Regions from separate parts of the Homo sapiens genome. Here region 1 is linked to region 2. A link is a contact called in ENCODE Hi-C data. All regions are on one chromosome and are shown on one strand. Each heading gives the region's core, a stretch centred on a gene start or an enhancer-like site at or near the end of the contact. The rest is flanking DNA. Distances are from core to core; before and after follow the strand shown.

Region 1 (3,370 bases), core at 653-3,152, 390 kb after region 2:
TTAAACTGTCTCTAGGATTAGTCAAACAGTCAGAGATCACAGCCAACAGCTGCCCTGTTCTCTCATTACCGGGTGCCTATAATTAATATTTATAAACCAAGAGGGTGCTCGTCTTTCTTTGCTGAAAAAGAATTCAGTATTTCCAGTCAGTGGCTGCAAACATACAGCCCCTTGTTACCCTACCATGGAAAAAGAGCTTGACTACTTCAGCAGATGCACTTGTAATTGTAGCTGGCAGAGAACAGAGCCCGGGGTGGGCAGGGGGAGGACACTGGACAGGAACCCAGGGTGGAGGGTACAAAAATGGAGGAAGGGGAGACAGACTGGGAGAGAGAGACAGAGATATGGAGGGTGGTAGGATCACAGACACAAAGAGACACACAGAGAGAAGAAAATGAGAACACAAGCAAGAGAGAGAAGAATCATACAACCCCAGAGAGAAAAGGGGGTTCATCCAGAGACCAAGAGAAAGAGGTGGGAGACTAGAGAGAGACATACATACAGGAAGCAGGAACAGAGATGCAAAGAGAGCAAGAGACACAAAGGATCAGAGGCAGAAAGAGGCTGCCAATTAGAGAGGTTCGAAGGAGGGCACAGCGACTAGCAGGGAGACAGAGGTGGTCAGAGTATTTCAGCCATTGGCCATCAAGTGGGTGGCACTTGGCACAGAACCTGCACATAGTAAGCACTCAGTCAATCCATGGCCCGGCCCTTGTTGGCACTCAAAGTTGCTCACCCAGCATAGATCCTGGCATAAGCTCCCCACTATGGGAATTGACATCCAATAGATCTGCCCCCTACCCCCTAGCCCTAGCACAAAACCTGGCCTATGGTGGATGCCCCTTGCCTGCGGGTGATCTGGACATGGTGTTGAATGAATCCGCACCTCCAGCCTCCAAACCTTTGCTTGTGCTCTTCCCTGCTTGTGACCAGCCAGGTGCCGGGGAATGAGCACTGGGCTGGGAGTCAGGAAATCTGGTTCCTGACTCTGCCACTGAATGGTTGGGCAAGTCTCTTTACTTCCGTGTGCCTCAGTTTGCCCATATGTTAGGTGAGAAATGGTCTCAAATGGTCTTTGAAGTTCCCTCCAGCCTTAGAATTCCACGACCTGAGGTTCTGACTCACTTCTGTTCGCACCCTGGCCAAATGGGCACCCTGTATTCCAAATCCAGCCCAGCTGCCCTCCCTGATCTCACCTGGGATGTGGGGCAGGGCAGTCCTGGCAAGGACAGGCTCTTCTTCAGCCATCTGGGGCTCTCTGATTTGCACATCAGAACCCAAGAAGGGCTTTTAGCTGTTCATGCCCCCAGGCCGCAGTGAAGCAGGCAAAGCGGAAGCCACTGAAGAGGTGTCTTGAAAGTGGGGCTCATGGGAGCCATGAACTTGGCCCCTAGAAGTGGATGCCACATGGTTATTTATGAGGGCTGAGGCAAAGGCAGAGCGTGTGAGAAGGGAAAGCCATTTTTCAGGAAGGCAGAAGAGGTAGGACTGGAAAGTTGGGAGCCGCCATGTTTAGAGAAAAACCAGAGACCTTTAGGGGAGATGCTTCAACTAGCGGCCTCTTAATTTTACAGGTGGAGGAGAATGTTACCTAACAATCCACTCCCCAAACTCTATGTCCTAAAACAGCAATCATTCATTTCCATTGATCTGTGGGTCAGCAGATGTAGGCTGCGGTTGGCTGGAGGTGGCTTTGCTTCACATGCCCCTTCTCCTTCAGCTCCTGAGACCAGTGGGATGGCCTAGGCATGTTCTCTTCATGGCTGTGGCAGTGGTGGCAGAGAGCAAGCAGAAATACACAAGGCCTCCAGAGGCCTGGGCTTAGAGCTAGCACACCATTGCTTCACCTCATTCGATTGGTCAGAGCAGGTCACATGGCGAAACTCAAAAGGAGAAGTGAGAAATACACCCACCCACATGAGAGGGCACTGCAAAGTTCATGGCAAAAAGCATGAATACAGGAAGAGGCAAACATCTGCCAGGTGCCAGGTACTGTGCCCAGAGATAGGGATTTACAGTAAACAGGACAGACAAGGTCACTGACCCCATGGAACTTGAAATAAAGATGTAAACACGTGAATGAATAATAGTCATAGATCATGAAATTGCAGTAAAGGAAATCATGGGGTGGTGTGGCAGGGAGAAACTGAGACATCCACTTTGATACAATAATCTGGAACAGCCTCTCTGAGGAGGTGGTCTTTGAACAGAGCTGTAAGGTGAGAATAAAGAGAGGGAGGAATAGCTTCTCGGGCTGAAGAAGCAGCAGGTGTAGACTCCAAATCCAGTTCTCTTTCCAAATGATCCTGCTGCCTCTTGAGGAGGGAGCTCCAGAGATCTTTGGGGTGTCACCTTTTTCTCTATCACTGGCCACTGCCTTCATGACTAAGTCCTCCAACCAGGTTCTCACATGCCTCTGTCCTTCCAACCAGTCCATCCCCCATCACAGAGTCCTTTGCAAACCATGATTCTGACTATGTCCTGCCCCTGCTCAAAACCTCACAAGGGCCCCTGAGAGTCTACAGAATGAAGTCCGGGCCCCTGAGAGTCTACAGAATGAAGTCCAAGCCCCTGAGCCTCATATTCTAGGATCTGTAGAGACCAGTCCCAGCCCTCTCCCTATCTTCGTCACCTGTCCCATTCTCTTTGCTCCCTTCTCTCCAACCAGGTCAAGACAGTGCTAGAGGCAGCATGAGAGCATGGGCATCCAGACTCTGAGTTCAGTGTTTTTTCTATCATCCTGTGCTGCCTCTGGGATGGGGGGACCCAGGATGGTTTTGGATGGCACCTGTGCTTCATCCTCAATACCATAGTCTACGTCTGCAAGTAGACTATGAGTTATTTGAGGGTAGTGGACATGTCTTCATCATCACTATGTCTCCGTTGCCAGCCATCCCAAGGGTCTGCCAATTTTGGTGGGACTATATGAAGGCATTGGTGTATCCTGGGGTAGCATCATGACCTGCCCAGAGGAGACTCTTCAACTTTTCTCCAACTGCAGACAAATCTGCACTCTGTCCTCTATGTCCTCGTCTTGGTGGTAGGCAAGGACTTGGGGTGGGGAGGGGGAGAAAGGTAGGGCTCTTAGAGGAATCAAAGGGGCCTTCCAGTCTTCCTCTTGCCTTCAAGTCTTGGGCAACAGGATTCCCAGCCATGGCCATGCATATGGGATCAAAGCTGGGTCTTTGATCAGCTTTAGGGACAAAACTTCCAGGGAGCAGCAGAGGGCCTGGCATGTAGTAGGGCTCCATGACTTGCTGAATCGCTTGTGGGAAGATCCATGGATACTTCTGAGCCTGAAATCTGGTCCTCAACCCTGACATTAGAATCACCTGGGTAGCTTTTACAACACGTTGGTGTCTGGGTTCCA
Region 2 (3,442 bases), core at 791-3,290:
CTCATCTGTATAGTGGAAGTGATGATATGTCCTTACAGGGTTGTAAGGTTTAAGCGAGAGGAGATAGTGAGGGCTTTGGGTACATTTGTGAGCATTTAAGGGATTGAAATTCACTTAAGCTTTATTAGTCACTCACTAAGTGTATAGCTCTGTGCTAGGCTCTTTAATATCTTTCTAAACCCTCAACGAGAATTGAAACAAGTATGCTTACTTCCATTAGGTAGATGAGGAGACCGAGACAGAGACCTGGTAAGCTTTCTAAATGCCCACAGCTTGTCAGTAATGTTGCCAGAATTTGCACCAGGGCTTGCTTGGTTCCGGTGAAAGGTGCTTTCCCCCACATCACTGTTGCCTTTCTGCCACAGAAGGCAAGAGCATGCCTAACATCTACTCAGCTGTAACAAGGGTGAGGTTTTCTGATACCCAGCCCTGCACAGGACATGGATCCTGCAGTGCAGAGCTACCTCCATCCAACTTGGCCGTGGCACATGAAGTATCCAAGCCTCTTCCAGGACAGCCGCAACCTTGCCAGTTACCCTTCCTTCTGACCCCATAGCCAAGAGGGTTGGAGCAAATCCTGGCGTGGTCTACCAGAGTCCTACACTTTTGCCTTTGATGCCAGGGCCTGGTAGGAGAAAGCCAGTGATTCTGAAGGAATGACAGGGGTACCCCTTCCAGGCACTGTCCTCCTCCCCATCCTTCCTGGAAGGCTCCTTCTTGGTTTCCACGTAGAGCAAAGTCATTTTTCCGAGACTGTAGGGCCCCAGCCCAGAGATTCTGGTCTAGTATGTGTGGGGAGGGGCTAGATATCTGCATCCTTAATAAGTACCCTTAGTTCAGTTGCAGAGTCATTCCTTAAGAAAGAGCCTTCATCCTGAGAAAAGGCAGCAGTTAGCACAGAGATTGATGGCTGGGTAGACTAGCCACAAAGACCGCACTTCTCTGGGGAAGAAACGCCTTCATAACTCCCTCACTGCACCTCTTTTCCCCTTTTTGTTGCCAGTCCTCAAGTCCAATGGGTACCTCGGCATTGCTCCCCTGGCCCCTCCATGCTGTTTGGGGTGGGATAGTCATAACTTATGTATATGGGGCTTTAGAGTCTGTCGCATCCATATCCATTCATTCTGAGGCCTCCCAGTGTGCCCAGCACAGAACTCATCATTAGCAATACAGAGGTAAATCAAAGAAGTCCATGATTTAGTAGGCCAGGCAGATCTGCAAGCTCTTCGTGAGAAGTGCTATTGTGAAGGATGTGTGGGGAATGCAGTGGATGGAGAGAGTGACTGATTGTTTTTGTGGGTTTTTGTGGGAGGCGAGATAGGGGAATGTGAGACTAGCTCCTCTGTGACTTAATTTCAGTGAGAGTCTTCCCTCTGGTCTCTAGTAGAGTAAGTGATGGGGGTGGGGGTCAGCCTGGCCTGCTGGCCATCATGTGAGCGGGGAGCAACCCTTTCTGCTCTGGCTCATCTCTTCTGATTGAAACGTGTGGAGCAGTTCTTAATTTGCACAGAGAGCCCAGACTAATAAATCCGCTACTCAATTGCAATTCCCACAGTGCGTTTATAGGCAACAGCTGACTTTTATCAGCTAGTTTGTTCTTTCATATAAGCAGAGTTTTATGAGGGTCTCCTGAGCTGGCTTGTAATGTGATGAAACGTCTGCAAAACTCAACCATAAATTCCTGGCACCTGCCAAGCAGAGGATGCTGTTTTCCAGGCACATTTTGTCCAGCTGGCGGCTCTGTCCCCTTGCCCAGTTTGCATTTTTGCACTTGTCTCTTTAAACTTGGATTTGTTTTTCAGTTCTCTGCGGCCTCTTTAAAGGCAACCGAAAAATGAGGGGTAGGAAAAAGGAACTAGAAAGTTACGTCTGTGCTAAAAATTACCCCTGGCTTATGTTGCTCTGAAAGCCAGTTTTGATCCCACTGTTGAAACAGAGACATCAGGCTTCCCTGCCACATGAACCCCAGGGCGGGGGACAGGAGGCCAGTGCCAGCCGAGCCCGTTATTAATACTTTGATTCTTTTCTGGGCCATCACCCTTTGTACTTGCCAAAGGCCCCTACCCTCAGTTGTCAGTTCTGTAAATTAAAGAAACAGCTCCGGAGGCCTTTTCCCCAGATGGTCTCCAGGCATGACATCTTTTCCCAGCATTTAGAGCTCCCCCAACACAGAGAGATGAAATTTAAATGCCCTCTGTCCTCCAAATAGGGCGAGACCTGGACTCTTGGAGAATGCTGTTTGGCTGGGGTGGACTGGGTCATTGGGAGAGCTACAAAGGCCTCAGTGGTGCAACTAGGAATGGTTGAGTGTGGCCCTGGCTGTGTCTCAGGATTACCCACCTGTGTTTATGGGTTCTCTTCATTTTGATCAGACCATTAGGTCAGAAGGCTCCTGTGGCTGCCCTTCCTGTGGCCTTATCCCCTGCTTGCTTTCCCTAGCCCACACTTCAGGGCTGGCTTCATGTGCCTGTGACCCACACTTACAAGGGTTCCCAAGGTTGGTTTCATGCTCTGCTGTCACTCTCGAAATTCTAAACAGTTTTCGAATGATTTTCCTTTGGCACTGGGCCCTGCAAATTATGTTGCCAGTTCTGCCCAGCTTCTCTCTGGTCCTACTGCTTGTAGCTGCCCCAGCACTGTGGACAGACCCTTTCTTCTCCAAGTTGAAGTTTGAGCCTTTGCAGAGCAGGTTAGTTACCCGTCATTGAGGCCTCTGGCCTTGTCCCCCTCCCAAAGGCTCCCTGTTATCCACTCTTCTGGCTACAGGCAATCCCTATTACGTGACAGTATCTCCACAGGCCCTAAAGAGGTGCCTGTCAGTCCCAACTCCCTAAGTCATCTGCAGCTGCTCCTGGCCCCTTCTTATCATTTTCCAGAAAAGATTTCTAGTCAATGCACTCTGCCTGGAAGAAGCTGCCTGCTCTTATGGAGGAGCTGGGGTCTTTGCTAGAGAAAACATCCCCTAACTGCCACCTCCACCTCAAAGGCAAGACATTGTTTCCTGCTACGGGAAAGAGACCCACTTTCTTATTTTTCCAAGCCCCACTCAGACACCATCTCCTTTTTGTTATCTCTTCTTACACCCCTAGATGAAAATAACCCTTCCTTTCTCAGCACAGTACTTGTACTTCCCTTTAACACTTAATTTTTAATTTTTTTAAAAAATGTAGAGTCAGGGTTTCACCATGTTGTCCAGGCTGGTCTTGAACTCCTGGGCTCAGGAGATCCACCTGAGCTGGGCTTGGTGCTTTGGCTCACATCTGTAATCCCAGCACTTTGAGAGACCGAGGCGGGCAGATCGCTTAAGCCCAGGAGTTTGAGACCAGGCAGGGCAACATAGTGAGGCTCCATCTCATAACTAACTAAATAAATAAATAAAAGAAATCTGCCTACCTTGGCCTCTCAAAGCTCTGGAATTATAGGCGTGAGCCACCACACTCGG

What was found. Hi-C counts contacts between places; a loop is a spot of excess contacts on that map. Pooled maps may share reads with other maps.
Region 1: a loop to region 2 is called in a map with no recorded cell type, with 14 times the contacts of the local background. The contact joins two enhancer-like sites. A Hi-C loop is called at or near these places in 2 of 37 single-sample maps with no recorded cell type and 4 of 50 pooled maps.

The regions. Positions count from the first base shown.
Region 1 is chr1:37,287,588-37,290,957 of GRCh38, reverse strand. No RefSeq gene overlaps it. Among named protein-coding and RNA genes, the nearest start is that of MIR4255, 130 kb to the right of the region's middle. RefSeq lists enhancers at 1,624-1,673, 1,694-1,793. Within about 2 kb of position 1,902, at least 4 of the 41 ENCODE cell types and tissues checked have a DNase peak (open chromatin) inside an H3K27ac peak, as active enhancers do.
Region 2 is chr1:37,674,894-37,678,335 of GRCh38, reverse strand. No RefSeq gene overlaps it. Among named protein-coding and RNA genes, the nearest start is that of AIRIM, 14 kb to the left of the region's middle. Within about 2 kb of position 2,040, at least 5 of the 41 ENCODE cell types and tissues checked have a DNase peak (open chromatin) inside an H3K27ac peak, as active enhancers do.